Regions from separate parts of the Homo sapiens genome. Here region 2 is linked to region 1. The links are chromatin contacts, found by Hi-C or POLR2A ChIA-PET in ENCODE. All regions are on one chromosome and are shown on one strand. The core of a region is the stretch at or near the end of the contact, and the rest is flanking DNA. Distances in the headings are between cores, read along the strand shown. Region 1 holds the start of RNF2 (ring finger protein 2). Region 2 has its middle 120 kb from the start of CBSLR.

What was found. Hi-C counts contacts between places; a loop is a spot of excess contacts on that map. ChIA-PET counts read pairs that join two places held with the same protein, here RNA polymerase II (POLR2A). Pooled maps may share reads with other maps.
Region 2: a loop to region 1 is called in a map of MCF 10A, with 4 times the contacts of the local background. The contact joins the enhancer-like site here to the promoter of RNF2 in region 1. A Hi-C loop is called at or near these places in 2 of 168 maps with a recorded cell type or tissue (MCF 10A and natural killer cell) and 5 of 50 pooled maps. POLR2A ChIA-PET finds 5 or more read pairs at or near these places in 1 of 52 experiments (endothelial cell of umbilical vein).

The regions. Positions count from the first base shown.
Region 1 is chr1:185,043,876-185,047,270 of GRCh38, forward strand. It overlaps RNF2 (ring finger protein 2), which reads left to right and starts at 1,683. Exons shown (of 7, transcript NM_007212.4): 1 at 1,683-1,774. RefSeq lists a silencer at 1,313-1,572.
Region 2 is chr1:185,437,991-185,441,385 of GRCh38, forward strand. No RefSeq gene overlaps it. Among named protein-coding and RNA genes, the nearest start is that of CBSLR, 120 kb to the left of the region's middle. RefSeq lists an enhancer at 2,027-2,076. Within about 2 kb of position 2,146, at least 6 of the 41 ENCODE cell types and tissues checked have a DNase peak (open chromatin) inside an H3K27ac peak, as active enhancers do; they include natural killer cell, where a contact is called at or near this core.

The sequences.
Region 1 (3,395 bases), core at 433-2,932:
ATGGCGCGATCTCGGCTCACTGCAACCTCTGCTTCCCAGGTTCAAGCGATTCTCCTGCCTCAGCCTCCCGAGTAGCTGGGACTGCAGGCGCGTGCCACGACACCTGGCTAACTTTTTTTTGTATTTTTAGTAAAGACAGTTTCACCATATTGGCCAGGCTGATCTCGAACTCCTGATCTCAAGTGATCCGGTGGCCTTGGGCTCCCAAAGTGCTGAGATTACAGGCGTGAGCTACCACACCCAGCCTTTTTTTCTCCCCCCACATTGGAGGAAGAGTTTAACCTTGAAGGGCTTGTAGAGTCAGATAACTGTCACTTGTTATTTAAAGTTATAGATAGTAGGCAAAAGCTTTCAAGCCACTGAAAAAGAATAATGCTTGTTTTCTTTGATGGATTGTTAGGTAGCATATATAATGTGCTGTATTTAACACCTGTCCTTTTTCTTTCCACCCATCCAAGGCGTCAAAGGCCATCTTAAATCCCGGCTCCTCAGGAAATCATCCCCAAACACACCAGCTGGAATTGATATTTTTCTTTTCCAAATTCCTATGTAAATTCATGTCATTTATTTGGAATTGCTTATAGAGAGTTTCAGAGCGTTAAAGAACTGGAAAGGACCTAGGATTCAATACAATTCTCTCATCTCGCAGACGAAGAAAATGAAGTGCAGAGGAGCTACGCAATCTACGTAAGTCACATAGACACACATTGGAGGCTATGAACCTAGTTTGCCCAATTCCCACTGCAGTCCATTGGTTTATGCCTCTATGCCTTCAGATTTACGGTCTGGTATTGCTGGTTATCTTCTCAAGAGAACATGACATCTCAACAATAGTACATATAGAGATCAGGGAACTTTCAATTCTTCGTTACTTCTTCAGCTCATAATTTATATGCATTAAATGTCGGATAATTTACTGGAGACTAACTGGCTGTGTTTTAGGTAATGATTACATCTATTAATCTATTACTTCGTAAATCCTCAAGTTCAGAAGGTAACACTGGAAGGGGCCAAGGAGGTAGGAATAAAGCAGCAGCAAGGTAAATAGTAAGAGCTGATGACCACAATCAGAATGTTAAGCTAAGTTTAGAGTGGAAGGTCATTTTCCCAGGAGCAATTACACTTGCAGTTTTATCCTGCAAGGATGAAAAGTGTATGTTTGTTGTACGAGAGCGGAAGGGTGCCGAAGTTCATGTGAAGTTCTGCAAACCAAAGCCTGATGAGGATTTCCGCCGGGTGGGACAGGTTTAAGAGGACGAACTCATGAGAAAGAAGTCTGAGCCCAAACCCCAGAAGCCGGCCAGGAAGGTGTAAAGGGTGGGCCGAAGCCAGGGCAGAAGAACCCAAGCAGAAGGTTGAGCACGAGGTGGCTGCGCCGTCATCCGGGCGTTGCCCGGGGGCTACGTCGGACCGCGGTGGGCGCCGGGGGGGCGTGGCCGGCCAGCCCAGGGCGGGGCGGTGGCGCGGGTTCTCCAGGCCAACACGCGGCGGCGCACCCTCCCTCGCGCCGCGGGCCTCCCCGCGCCGTGCACGTCCTCGTCCCGCGCCTCCGCCCCTCGCTCGCTCGCTCCTTCCCGCCCTCCCCGCAGCGCCGGCCGAGCCGGCTTCCCCTCAGTCTCTCATGAATATTGAGCGGCCCCTGTTGTATTTCCCGAGCTCCATTGCGGAAGCTGAGGCTCGCCATATTGTGCGGCGGCGCCGGCGTCCGCGGCAGCTGATACCAGAGTCTTGCTCCGGCCGCGGCCAGCGGAGCCCTGGGCTGGGGCAGGAGCCGGTGAGTGGGGCGGGCGGGGAGGCGAAGGACGCGGAAGCAGCGGGCCGGGACACGCGTCTACTCGGCAGCGTTGCAGGCGACTGACGGGGGCCCCGGAGTGTGGGGGGGGTGTGTGTCCGCGGGGGTGTGAAGGGACATGGCGCCGCCGCCGCCCCCGGCCGCTCTCGCGGCGGAGACGGCGGGTGAAGCGGGTTCTCATTGTTCCCGTGTCTTCGAGGGTCGTGGGAGGGAAGGGAGCTGGTTTGCGGAGGACCCAGTCAGCGAAGCGCCGGGATTCCTTCCTTCGCCGCGAGCCTTTCGCTGCCCTTTCCTCTGCGCGGAGGCCGGCGCTGCGGCGCGGTCCCCTCGCCTCCGGGGGCGGGGGCCCCAGCCTCTCTGCAGCCCTACTCCGGAGGCGGACGGAGTGGAATGCGAGTTTTTTCTCTGGGCTTTCGCCTCGCAGCTAGGGATGTGTGTCTGCATCGTGGGGGTGGGGTAGGGGGCACTTTGTGCAGATATCGCTCCTTCCTTCTGGGGGGTCGGAGTCGGGGTTCCAGTGTAGAGGAGCTCCTCGACCTCGGGGTTCCTCGGGGAGACCCCTTCAGCTTCACACATTCCTGGAGTGCCGCCTCCTGCTCTGGAGTATCTGTTGCTGCTTTCTAAAACCGTGAGCTTACCCAGGAGGAGTCGTGGGGGGAGGGGGTGTCTTGGTTAGTTTCTGCGGGAAGATTCGCGTTTTGAACCGTGTCGTTTACGCTGAGATGCTAGTACCCACTTTTGCCGGGAGCCCACGTCCTGCTGGTCAGAATCGTTTACCTTCTACAGAAGTCTCCTTCTTGCTTTCAGAGATGGTGTTAGTAAAAATTGATCTCAAACTTTGAGGTTCATTCCAGTTATTTGCCCGCTAAGATCAATTATAGACTCATCTATTTGAAGCCCCTTTGGGTATCTTTTTCGAGGCTGTCGGAAGTTTTAGAGAATGTAACTTTACATTGTAAAATGATTTGAAGATGTCAGGTTTCTTTGAAGTGCCGTGAAAAGGATATACATATGCACTCAGTATTTTAGTAATACGCTGTTTTTCAATTAAAAAAATTAAGGCATGGTTTCAGTGTTCTAAACCGAGGATATGTTTAAAACGAATGTACGAGCGATTTGCATTACATAATCTACTTTTGGTAATTCCAAGATGATCAGCTGGAATACTTAGTCTAATTGGTAGCTAATCTATCTGTTTTGTATTAAGTGCAGTTGTTGAATATTCTAATAACTGAGGTGGGTGTGAGAGTTTGCTTCTTATAGTGAAATTTGATCCTTGGATTTATAAAGTATTTAAATAGCAGCAATATGACTCTTGGTTATTCCCTTTTTCCCCTGAAATTTCTACTTTTCACAATCAACAAGTATCTTTAAAAATCTTGATTGTACTCTTAAACTACTTTTTAGCAAAATAATAGGTAGTTATAGGTGACTCCTTTTTCTAGGGGTAGCACAGCAAATATGGTCCCTCACTTTTTGTAAGGATTGTAGTTATTTTCCTCAGGTATCCTTGTGGCATCCACATTTGAGGTTAATTATAGTAGAGGCAGATTTACGAAGAAAAATTGCCCGAGTCAGGCCAATCCGTTTGAGTATTTGAAAA
Region 2 (3,395 bases), core at 896-3,395, 390 kb after region 1:
ATAGGGAGAAGCGAGTATGTGAATGAGCCTCAGGATGTGACTTTGGGAACCCCGTTAATTTTGGTGGGGAGTACACTTGGTTGAGTGCAGCCTAATTCCCATCTGGGCTCATCCTTGCTTGTCCCTTTAAGCACTATGAGGCCCAGCCAAGAATCTGTACTCTGATGGTGGAAGTGACTGGAACCAGAGACTCAGATGAGGTCACCTGGGAAACAAATGTAAGTAGAGAAAAAGAAGAGAATCCAAGACTGTTCCAAAGTTCAGAGGTAGGTAGTAAAGGAGGAGTTGAAGAGGAAAAGACCAGTGAGGTAAGAGGAAAATTAGGACAGTGGGGCGACATTCTTCTGGGGAGAGAAAAGTGTTTCAGAAAGTTAAGGAGTGGTCAGTAACACTAAATGTTGCTAAGAAGTTCAGCATGACGAAGGCACAGGATGTGTCCATTGAATTTGGTAGCATGGAGGTCATTGGCGAACTCAACAAGAACATGGAAGCTTGATTGGAGTGGTTGAGATGAGACTGGGAGGTATGAAAGTGGAGACAGGAGATAGAGTTATTCTTTTGAGGTGTTTGCTATAAAGAGAAGGAAAGAAATGGGGTAATAACTAGATAGCATATTGGGTCAAGGGAGGGTGATTTTTCTAAATAGAGAAACTAGATCTGATGCAACTGATTCAGAAGCATGGGAGAAATACAGTGATATAGGACAGAGAGGGTATAATTGCAAAGTAGTGGGAGAACATAGATTCAGAGATCTAAGTAGAGTAGGTGGGCTTTTTTGGAAGAAAGGACACATCTACCTTAGTAACTTCAGGAAAGAAGGTAGAAAGCAGACGCACAGAAGAAAGGAGATATATAGATTTGGTGATGAGAAGATAAGGTAACTCCATTTAAATTGCTTCTAATTTCTCAGGAAAATAGGAGGTAAGTTCAACAGCTGGGATGAGACAGAGATGTCTGAGGAAGAGAAAGAATAAAATAGCTGTCTATGAGAGCTGGAAAACAAGCACACTGGGGAAGTGTCAAATATCCATTCATGACTCTGAGTCATGAATTTATGGTGGAACTATTTAGTGGCATTGAGTGGTTTTCTTTAGCAAAATTCAGTTACAAGAATTTGGCCAGAGTTAAATTTAATCAGGTTTGAAGGTTTTCTGGGGAAGTCAGAAGGAGGGAAGGGGCAGAAAGTAATTAAAGGAGTTTGCATGCAAGCAGGTGTCTGGGCACAGATGGCAGTGAGGACATGAAGGTAATGGACTGGAAAAAATGTCACCAGTGAGTGGAGGAGTGGTCAGGAGGTTGATATATACCATCCACAAGGAGGGAGATGTGAGTGAATTGTGGTCTAATGATATGAGCTGGATATTTTAAAGAAGGAGAGGCAAAAGAAAGCTTTGAAAATGGTACTAGGAGCTAGGAAGACATCAACCAGGCTCTAGGTTCATGGGTTATTAAGAAAAAAGCAACCCTTGCTTGTGGTTATAGGAAGGAAAAGGTTTCAGTTATGAAAAGAAGATGAACACCAACTGGGAGTCCCCAGTAGCCCAGTAAAGGAGAGGATAGAGAAGGTGGGGGGAATGAATGGAGGAGTATGGGATCCAGACCGGAGGGAGATGGGTGGATGAATGATAGGGTCTTAGGCTTCTGAGAGTGGTTGAGTTAAAAGGGAATAAAGCATGAGAAATTCATTTTGATGGCCTCTTCATGGAAGGCCCAGAAGTTCAGGTCTCTGTCCCATACTATAACTAGAAGGAGTGGAGAAGCTACAGATGAAAGGTGTTATATGAGCTTCCTTGGGGTTTCTGGCCTCAGCTAGAGGTCCACCAGCTAGAGGTTCTTATTGTGACTGACTAGCTGCATGCCCTTGGGCCAATTCTTGTCTGCTTTCCTCATGTATAAAATGAGTCATTTTCAGTGCTCATGTGCTATTCTCATTCTCGGGAATGGTTCTTACTTCCTTGTCAGCCTGTTGAAATCCTAGACATTCTAAGAATTATCTCAGAAGCTGTCATTAGGCTATTCTCAATGTAATCACCCAATCAACCAGAAGTGACATTTCACTTCTCAGAATCACTGTTACACTGTCTGAACCACCCTCATGACAGTTATCAACATCTTCTAACTAATAGAGTTATTTGTGTTTATCTCTCATATATGTTGAAAACACCATGAGAATAGGAGAGGTGACACATTCTTTTTGCTCATAGCAGGTGCTTGATAAGTGTCTGTCAAATGAACCAGTAAAGCATACTTCTGGAGGACAAAGTAGTCATGAAGTAATGGAGACTTATTAGAAAAAAAAAGTGAAAACAATCTTGTATTTCAAATTTGCATGAGACATTTAGGTCAGTGGAAAATGTGATGTCATCAGGTCTAAGAGTTGCTTGTGTGGCTGTTGCCACAAACTTGTGTCAGTTACAGATAGAATAAATCTATTAGCAGAGAATTAATTGCTGTATGCAGATAGCTTCATGGAGTTGAAATAATTCTGCCATGTTAAGTGGAAAATAGCAGAGGAAGAAAGGAAGAGGTGAAAATTAATGTATTTGAAAGAATGTTGAAAATACAAGAACAAGTGGAAGGAAATACTATAATTCTTAGGCTTTAAAAAAAAACATAAACGTAAATGTAGAGGCCAGGCGCAGTGGCTCACACCTGTAATCCCAGCACTTTGGGAGGCTGAGGCAGGCGGATCACCAGGTCAAGAGACTGAGACCATCCTGGCCAACATGGTGAAACCCCGTCTCTACTAAAAATACAAAAATTAGCTGGTCATGGTGGTGTGCACCTGTAGTCCCAGCTACTCAGGAGGCTGACACAGGAGAATCGCTTGAACCTGGGAGATGGAGGTTGCAGTGAGCTGAGATGGCGCCACTGCATTCCAGCCTGACTGCAGAGTGAGACTCCACCTCAAAAAAAAAAAAAAAAAAAAAGTAAATGTAGAATTTGTTCTAATACTCAAGGGATGAAAAATTTCTCCAAGCTAATGATTGTCTAAAGCACATATTTCTACTGGGACATGTTTTAATTACTGGGCTGTGGAAATCATATGACATGGGTTGGAATGTGAGTTGTTCTGTCTGTTAAGTGAAGAATTTTTAGTGGCTGCATTTTTTTGAATGAAACATTGAGTCACATGATCTGACAAGAAAGAATGTACTTATGGGGTCAATGGGACAGAATACTGGACATTGGAAAATTTCCAATAGGAATAGGAAAACACCAGTTTATGTTATATAACACCACCATCACTATTACCACTACCACTGCCATCACCTACAAAAATAGGAGCAAAAGCCTTCTAAGCACTGTGTCAGTGTCTGTTCTGCATATTTTATGTCTTGCATTAGTCAAGGTTCAACCAGAGACACAAGACCAGCAGGACATATATAAAGACA